3 separate regions of the Homo sapiens genome follow, and regions 2 and 3 are each linked to region 1. A link is a contact called in ENCODE Hi-C or POLR2A ChIA-PET data. All regions are on one chromosome and are shown on one strand. The core of a region is the stretch at or near the end of the contact, and the rest is flanking DNA. Distances in the headings are between cores, read along the strand shown.

The links. A loop is a pair of places that touch in the nucleus more often than their neighbours do. ChIA-PET counts read pairs that join two places held with the same protein, here RNA polymerase II (POLR2A). Pooled maps may share reads with other maps.
Region 2: a pooled map shows a loop between it and region 1 (5-fold over the local background). The contact joins two enhancer-like sites. A Hi-C loop is called at or near these places in 2 of 37 single-sample maps with no recorded cell type and 10 of 50 pooled maps. POLR2A ChIA-PET finds 5 or more read pairs at or near these places in 3 of 52 experiments (activated CD4-positive, alpha-beta T cell, activated CD4-positive, alpha-beta memory T cell and activated T-cell).
Region 3: a pooled map shows a loop between it and region 1 (7-fold over the local background). The contact joins two enhancer-like sites. A Hi-C loop is called at or near these places in 10 of 50 pooled maps. POLR2A ChIA-PET finds 5 or more read pairs at or near these places in 2 of 52 experiments (activated CD4-positive, alpha-beta memory T cell and activated T-cell).

The regions. Positions count from the first base shown.
Region 1 is chr2:168,489,320-168,492,019 of GRCh38, forward strand. All of the region lies in intron 1 of CERS6 (ceramide synthase 6), which reads left to right. Among named protein-coding and RNA genes, the nearest start is that of CERS6, 34 kb to the left of the region's middle. RefSeq lists an enhancer at 867-1,256. Within about 2 kb of position 1,317, at least 9 of the 41 ENCODE cell types and tissues checked have a DNase peak (open chromatin) inside an H3K27ac peak, as active enhancers do.
Region 2 is chr2:168,222,300-168,224,999 of GRCh38, forward strand. All of the region lies in intron 1 of STK39 (serine/threonine kinase 39), which reads right to left. Among named protein-coding and RNA genes, the nearest start is that of STK39, 24 kb to the right of the region's middle. Within about 2 kb of position 1,437, at least 2 of the 41 ENCODE cell types and tissues checked have a DNase peak (open chromatin) inside an H3K27ac peak, as active enhancers do.
Region 3 is chr2:168,193,996-168,196,695 of GRCh38, forward strand. The region is part of intron 1 of STK39 (serine/threonine kinase 39); the gene reads right to left. Among named protein-coding and RNA genes, the nearest start is that of STK39, 52 kb to the right of the region's middle. Within about 2 kb of position 1,321, at least 9 of the 41 ENCODE cell types and tissues checked have a DNase peak (open chromatin) inside an H3K27ac peak, as active enhancers do.

The DNA.
Region 1 (2,700 bases), core at 67-2,566:
ACTTTATTTTTGCTTTTAAGCAGTTGACTAAGTGTGACTATTTTTGAGCTTATTCTGTTTGGGGTTTGTGAACTTCTTGCATTTGTAAATTTGTGTCTTTTAATGAGTGGGAAGTTTTGGGCTATTATTTCTTCAAATAGTTTCTCCACCAATTTTTTTTTTTTTTTTTCTGGAAAACCAGTGACATGAATGCTAGAACTTTGTGATATTTTCCTGCAGGTCTTTGAGGCTCAGCTCATTTGTCTCAACAAATTTTTTTTTCTTTGTTCCTCATATTGGATCATTTCACTGACTCTTCAAGTTCACTTACTCTTTCTTCGGTTATATATATATTTTGACTTGAGCTATCCCATGAATTTATTTCAGATATTATATTTTTATTTCCACAATATGCACTTGTTTTTCTAGTTTTAATTTTTCTGTTGAGAACTTCTGTCTTTCCATTCATTCCATATCACCATGGAGGATATTTATAATATTTGTCCTTTGGGTTTCTCAGAGTTGGAATCTGATTGCTTTTTTCCCTAAGAACTGATCATATTTTCCTAGTTCTTCGTATGTGGAATGATGTTGGATTGTATCCTGGACATTGTGTATGTTATGTGGTATAGATTCTGGGTCCTGTTCTAATCTTCTAAATAATGTTGATCTTTTAAAATTTCTTTTAGCAGGCAATAAACCCAGCTAGATTCAGGTTATATTTCTGTCTCACCTTCTTGTGGCAAGTGGTACTAATCTCAGTTCAGGTTTCAAAGCCTTTGTGATGCAACTCTGGGTCTGTCCCGTGTGTGCCTCTCAGGGGCAGTGGTTTCTAGACTTAGTTCAGTTCTTATAGCTGTTGCTATACTGTTCTAGATCTGTGTCATGCATGCACAGCTTAGGGTGAAGCCAGGAATTGTGCTGATTCATGTTCAGAATTAGGGGATTCGCTTCTCCATTTTCTTTCTCTCCGTGATTCCCCCATCCTCTTTGGCCTGTGAGGGCTCCTTTTCCAGGTTCCTGTGGTCATAAAGACTGGGTTTCCTGGAGTATGAGTGGCTCAGGCTGCTGTCCTGCTGCTCTGCTGTATAGTGGGGCTCTGTGACTGGGTCCTGCTCCAGGACATAGCTGCCAGAATAAAAGAAAAAACAAAACCAAACAAAACAAAACTGGAAACTCATCTCCTTGTAGATCATTTCTTTACATTTGACTCCTCCAGAATTCACCTTGTTAACATTTCAGTCCTCAGTTGTTGCTCTTTGTATTATTTTGGTAGCTGTTGAGTATCGAGCACATGCTTCTGCTAAGTTTACAGGATATGACTTTTCTCACTCAGGTCACAACCCATACTTCCCTTTGTTGCTCATCTCTGTCCCAGGCACTCAGCTCTTTTTGTGGCCAGAGCTTTTAGTTTTAAAAAGCGAGAGAGAGAGAGAGGCTCTACTGGGCTTACTATCAGAGAGGAACTGGGGCTCCCTGCTTTTCTTTTGTTTCTGCTTTACAAAGTACGTCTATACCTCAAAGGAGAGAATATATGATGATAGTGTGTATAATGTCAACAGACCTTCCCCGCAGAGTTTGCAAAGAAGATCCATATTTTGCTACCAAGTGACACTTTGACATCGGGCTAACTTAAAACAGCAATTTTCTTCTTTTCACTGTTTTGTGAGATGTACTTTGTATTCATACTTTGGGGAGGCAGGTAACATTTTCTGAGGGGAAAAACGAAAGTCCCAAAAGAACTGGGAAGCCTAGAAGCAAGGAGTGCCAAAGAGGTGAGGGAAGAGCCTCATTGTCTGCAGGCAGTTGACAGTCACGCTGAGGATGGAGTCTGTGACCTGGCTCCAGCAAACTGCCATTGTCAGCTTCTCTTTCCAAATGACTGTTTGAAAGAAAACAGGGTTACCACATCTGCAAAAGAAGAATATGAGGAAGGAAAGAGGATTAGGTTAAAAATACTTAAAACTAAGGAGTGCTTCTTCCTTTGTTCATATAGGGCTTTGCGCCCATGTTTGGCTGTTTTTCATTAAAAGCAGTCTTAGTTTTTACTTTGAACTTAATCATTTCCAAGTGACAGTCTTGGCTTCTTTATATTTGACTTTATATTTAGGAGTCAGCAAAACAACTGTAATCCTGCCACTTATCATATTAGTATATTTTCTGTGCTATTTGTTCTTTTCTAATCTTTGTTTTTTTTTCAATAATGAAAGTGATAAATGCTTATTGTAAATACTTTAAACAATAGGAAAGTAGACACAGTAAGAAAGTAGAAACTGACTCCTTAGGGTTAACTATGGAACTATGGTTAATAGTGTTCAAGTTTTCTAGCTTCTCTTTTTTTTAAAAATTATACTTTAAGCTCTGGGATACATGTGCAGAACGTGTAGGTTTGTTACATAGGTATACACGTGCCATGGTGGTTTGCTGCACCCATCAACTCATTAGGTATTTCTCCTAATGCTATCGCCTCCCCTAGCCCCTCACCCCCCAACAGGCCCAGTGTGTGTTTCCCTCCCTGTGTCCATGTGTTCTCATTGTTCAGCTGCCACTTACGAGTGAGAACATGTGGTGTTTGGTTTTCTGTTCCTGTGTTAGTTTGCTGACAATAATGGTTTCCAGCTTCATCCATGTCCCTACAAAGGACATGAACTTATCCTTTTTTATGGCTGCATAGTATTCCATGGTGTATATGTGCCACATTTTCTTTATCCAGTCTATCAT
Region 2 (2,700 bases), core at 187-2,686, 270 kb before region 1:
CAATGTCCCCATCATTGCTCTGGAGAGATGACAGGCCATGAGGATTGCTGCTTTATGCAACTTATTTTATCAATTGCATTTTTAGGTACTTTGCGTGATGGAAGAAAGAACGAGAGGAGTAGTAAGAGGGTATTTTTAGAAGATTCCTCATCTCCTCATATCTTCTGAGCCTTTTTACCAATGTAGTAGCATTAATTATTTTGAAGACACATAAAAAGTGGTTTGGAAAGTAAGCATTTCCATTCATGATTTCCCTGTATGTGAAATGTTTAAGTGCTTAAGCTACCATAAGATTAATCCCTTTTTAACACCACAAATAAAACCAGTTAGAGGATAAATAGGTAAAAAGTAATCACTAAAATATAAGGTTTGAAAAGAGAACTTTTATCTATCTTAATTACCCTATAGGAGGTGCTTAACTAATGTTTATTGCATGACGGTGAATTCTCTAGTCAGTGAATTCTCAATTAGCCATACCAATGGAGGGGTACACTGATGTGGAAAATATAAATAACAAGAGACTTCACACATTGAGTTCTTTCCATGTAAAACAGAGACAATAATACCTGTCCATTGGGTTGTTGTATGGACTAAATGAGCTAAATATGAAATGCATTTAGCCCAGGAGCTGACAAGTAATAACAACTCCTCAGTGCTAACTGCTATTATCATAATCATCATTGTCATTTACTATGTATTGCACATTCATGATCTTTAATCCTTAAAACAACTCTGCAAGGCCAATATGATGGTCCAGATTTGGTGCTGAAACACCACAAAACACACTGAGCCAAGTAACTGGCTCTCAGTCATAAAGCTAGCAAATGATGCCACTGGGCTCTGAACCAGGGTCTGCCTGGAGTTTCCTCCAATTGCCAAGTGATGCTACTTTAAAAATAGGGACCTTTCTTCTAGAAATTCACTTCTTGGCCAGGCGCAGTGGCTCATGCCTATAATCTCAGCACTTTGGGAGGCTGAGGTAGGCAGATCACTTGAGGTCAGGAGTTCAAGACCAGCCTGGCCAACATGGTGAAACCCCGTCTTTACTAAAAATACTAAAAAATTAGCCGGGTGTGGTGGCACGTGACTGTAATCCCAGCTAATCGGGAGGGCGAGGCAGGAGAATTGCTTGAACCAGGAGGCAGAAGTTGTGGTGAGCCGAGATTGCGCCACTGCACTCCAGTCTGGGTGACAGAGTGAGACTCCGTCTCAAAAAAAAAAAAAAAAAAAGAAAAGAAAATTCACTTCTTATCCTGAAGTTTGAGAATCATAAAGCTAGGTCAGACAGCAAAAGTGAAGGAGGCAAAGAGGACCATAGCAAGGGTGACAGCTTTGCAAACAGCCAAGACTAGGTTCAGATCCAGCTGCGTGACCTTCAACTGACTGTGATCATCCAAGTCTCTGCCTCCTGATTTGTAAAACTGAGATAATCACACCAACCCTCGCAGGAATGAGGAACGGATCAGGCATCAAGTATGCTGAGTAATTGGTCCAGTCCTTGGCACACGGCAGGTGCTCCATAAATGTTTGTATCAGAATTATCTGGTCGACTTGAATTGCTTTTAAAAGTCCTCCTGGTATGGAGGAAAAAATCCCTCCCAGAATTTTGACTTTGAATATTTTTTCTAAAGGTTGCTCTACCTCAAAACGTAAAGTAAAATTCTCCCCAGAGTCAAATTACTTCTATTACACATAATTTTTCTTTTGTCATGTATTACTTTACACACATAAACACACAAATATATCTTTTGCCTCTGTAAACATAAAGAAAAAAAGATTATATATAGTCATATGTTCTATATATAATCATATTCACATAAACTTTGGCACTTATAAGGGGAGAAAGAAAAGAGTAATGAAAATTAAACCAAAATAGAAAAGAATAGGAAATTCTTAAACTAAAAAAACAAACAACAAAAAAAAATCGCTTTCTTAGAGCACTGTTATGCTACAAGATAACTGATGAAGAGGCTCTATACATACATATGTACTGATAATAATGCTGATAATAATGCTTATAAAGACCCATCAGCATTCAAATAAAAAAGGATAAACAAGGGGACACAGTCAAAGGGAATATGGTTCAACTGTTTATTTAAATCTGGTAATCAGATAAACCATCAATCTATAACAAAATAACAGTAGGAAAATTCATTTCATTATTGCATGAAATGAAAACCAAAAGAAAGCGCATTTACAAATGCACACTAAGCCAGGCATTAGGTGATTTTCAACTCCTCACCAAAGCAATCAAATAGAGATTAACATACCTGTCAGCTGAAACCAGGCTGTCAAAATGAAAGCCTTAAATTACACATGTCCTTAACAAAAAGGATTTAAGAGATTTTTCTCCTAACTAATAAGGAGCACTGCATAGTTTTTAATAAAACAATAATGTTTAATTTTGCTTATGTGCTAAAAAGGCATTTTTAAGGAGATTAAAACGCAGATTCAAGACCACCAGAAGAAACTTTCCAACATGAAATCAGACCATTTGGTCATCTCTTCTGAGTACGTTGTTCATTTGTCTTTTACCCAGCAACAATTCCTGCAAAATGATAATCAAAACAGCCTTTTGGTAAACAGGAGCTTAAACACTGTCTCTCAAATCAGATTACATTTCAAGTGATCTGAAACTAAGACAGCACTTCATGAACATGGTTCTCATTTTAAAAAGTCACAGGGAAACTGCCCTTTGAG
Region 3 (2,700 bases), core at 71-2,570, 300 kb before region 1:
CCTCGGCGTCAGGGACAAGAGGTGCCAGCCTGGGAAGGGTCTCGCCCGCCTGCAAGCATCCAGAAGGAGCAGATCCACTCCAAAGAATAATAATTCAGAAATGTATGTGTATCGGGCTATTCAAAAATGAAGATTTGGCCTAGCATGGTGACTCATGCCTGTAATCCCAGCACTTTGGGAGGCCGACATAGGCAGATCACTTGAGGTCAGGAGTTCAAGACCAGCCTGGCCAATACAGCGAAACCCCTTCTCTATTTAAAAAATAAAAATAAAAATTAGCTGGGCATGGTGGTGCAGGCATGTAGTCTCAGCTACTCGGAAGGCAGAGGTGGGAGGATAGCTTGAACTTGGGTGGCAGAGGTTGCAGTGAGCCAAGATCACGCCACTGCACTCCAGCCTGGGCAACAGAGCGAGACTCTGTCTCAAAATAAATTAATTAATTAAAGTAAAATAAAAACAAAAATGAAGATTCAACATTCCCTCTATCTCATAACATGTAAGTTTATTATTTGATTTTTTGGGTGGGTTTTTCAGAAATTCACTACAAATGAAAGATGAAGACAATGCCTGCCTTAGTAGAAATTAGTACAAAAGGCATAATTAAATTTCAGAATTATTTCCAGCACCTAGGATTGAAATTAAGTTGGACTTTATTTATCTGGAAATTTATTTTATTAATCCAGAAAACATGATACCTCAAACATTATGGGTAAAGATATAAACAAAGCTGAACAGCCAGCTGATTGCATCTGCTGTTATTCAACTTATGTTGAGCCTCCAGTCATACTCACATTAAATAAACTTTATAACGCTATGTCTAAATTCAACCTATACAAGTTACTGGGTATGATATTATAAGAAAGAAAACCATTACAAGTATTGATTTTTTTTTAATTGAAACTACTTTCTCACAGCCTGAGGCCCAGGTCCCCAGATGTATGACACATCTCTAACTAGAAGCAGATGGAGAGCTGCTTAGGATAGCATGAGTTTCAATATGACTTACAGTCACACATTTACATTTTTTTTAACAGCTAGGCTGATTAGATTGATAAGTACTTGTTAAATTGACATTTTCACAGATGAACTTTATTTCCTCTCTCTTTCATTTACTCAAATGATAGGAAGTATTCACTTTTACATCCTCGTTGTCAAGTTTTTGTAACTAACGTTTCTACCTTGAACTCTAAGCTCTCAGAAGACATAACCTGGGCAACAAAATGAGACCCCGTCCCTACAAAAATTTTTTTAAAAATTAGCCAGGCATGGTGGCACATACCTGTAGTCCTAGCTACTTGGAAGGCTGTGGTGGGAAGATCGCTTGAGCAGAGGAAGTTGAGGTTGCAGTGAGCCACGATGGCACTACTGCACTCCAGCCTGGGCAACAGAGCAAGACCATGTCTCAAAACAAAACCACCAAAAGACAGTTACCTACCATTGATTTGCCTCATTTGCTGCCAAGATAATTCTCCTGCACATAATTTAATAAAGTCTGGTCGGTGGCCATGCTTTTCAGTTTCAACTCTAAGCTGTAGCCTACTAGCTACAGTATGTGAATGAAAATCCTGTAAAAGCCCAAAATTCAGATTCAATCTCTGTAAAAGCCCAAGATTCAGATTCAGTCTCCTGATGTGTCAATTAGCTGCACTTTGTTACATGCCAAAGATAATACTTAAGTCCATCCAGTTAGAGTAACAAGAACAAAATGAATGGATGAGTGTAAGAATTCCACCACTATTGGCTGCGCGAGGTGGCTCACGCCTGTAATCTCAGCACTTTGGGAGGCCTAGGTCGGTAGATCATCTGAGGTCAAGAGTTCAAGACCAGCCTGGCCAACACGGCAAAACCCCATCTCTACTAAAAATCAAAAAATTAGATGGGCGTGGTGGCGGGCACCTGTAATCCCAGCTACTCAGGAGGCTGAGGCAGGAGAATTGCTTGAACCTGGGAGGTGGAGATTGCAGTGGGCCAAGATCGTGCCATTGCACTCCAGCCTGGGCTACAAGAGCAAAACTCCATTTCAAAAGGAAAAGAAAGGAATTCTACCACTATAAATGGGAATGGAGTGGGAAGAAGTTATCAAACACATATGATCTACTGATTATGTGTAATAATTATAATAATGCCTTCCTCACACTAAGAATAATAGCATCTTGGAGTTGCAAAGAACCTCAATTTATGGTTTACATGATCACCTCAATTTACATCTTATACAATAATGAAGAATATGTACTTGTTTATTCATTGAACATATTTCACTGAGCTTCTAGTATGTGCCATGTGCTATTTAGGGTGGTAGAAAGGAAGCTCAGAGCAAAAAGTATCTGCCTTCCTAGAGTTTACATTTTATGTGAGAGGGGATATGGATTTAAAAGTATCATAAATGGCTGGGTGTGGTGGCTCACGCCTGTAATCCCAACACTTTGGGAGGCCAAGGCAGGTGAATCACCTGAGGTCAGGAGTTCAAGACCAGGCTGGCCAACATGGTGAAACACCATCTCTACTAAAAATACAAAAAATTAGCAGGGCGGATGCCTGTAATCCCAGCTACTCGGGAGGCTGAGGCAGAAGAATTGCTTGAACCTGGGAGGCAGAGGTTGCAGTGACCTGTGATCATGCCACTGCACTCCAGAGCAAGACTCTGTCTCAAAAACAAAAGGGTAATATAAATAATTTCAGATTGCAGTTAAGTGCTATGAC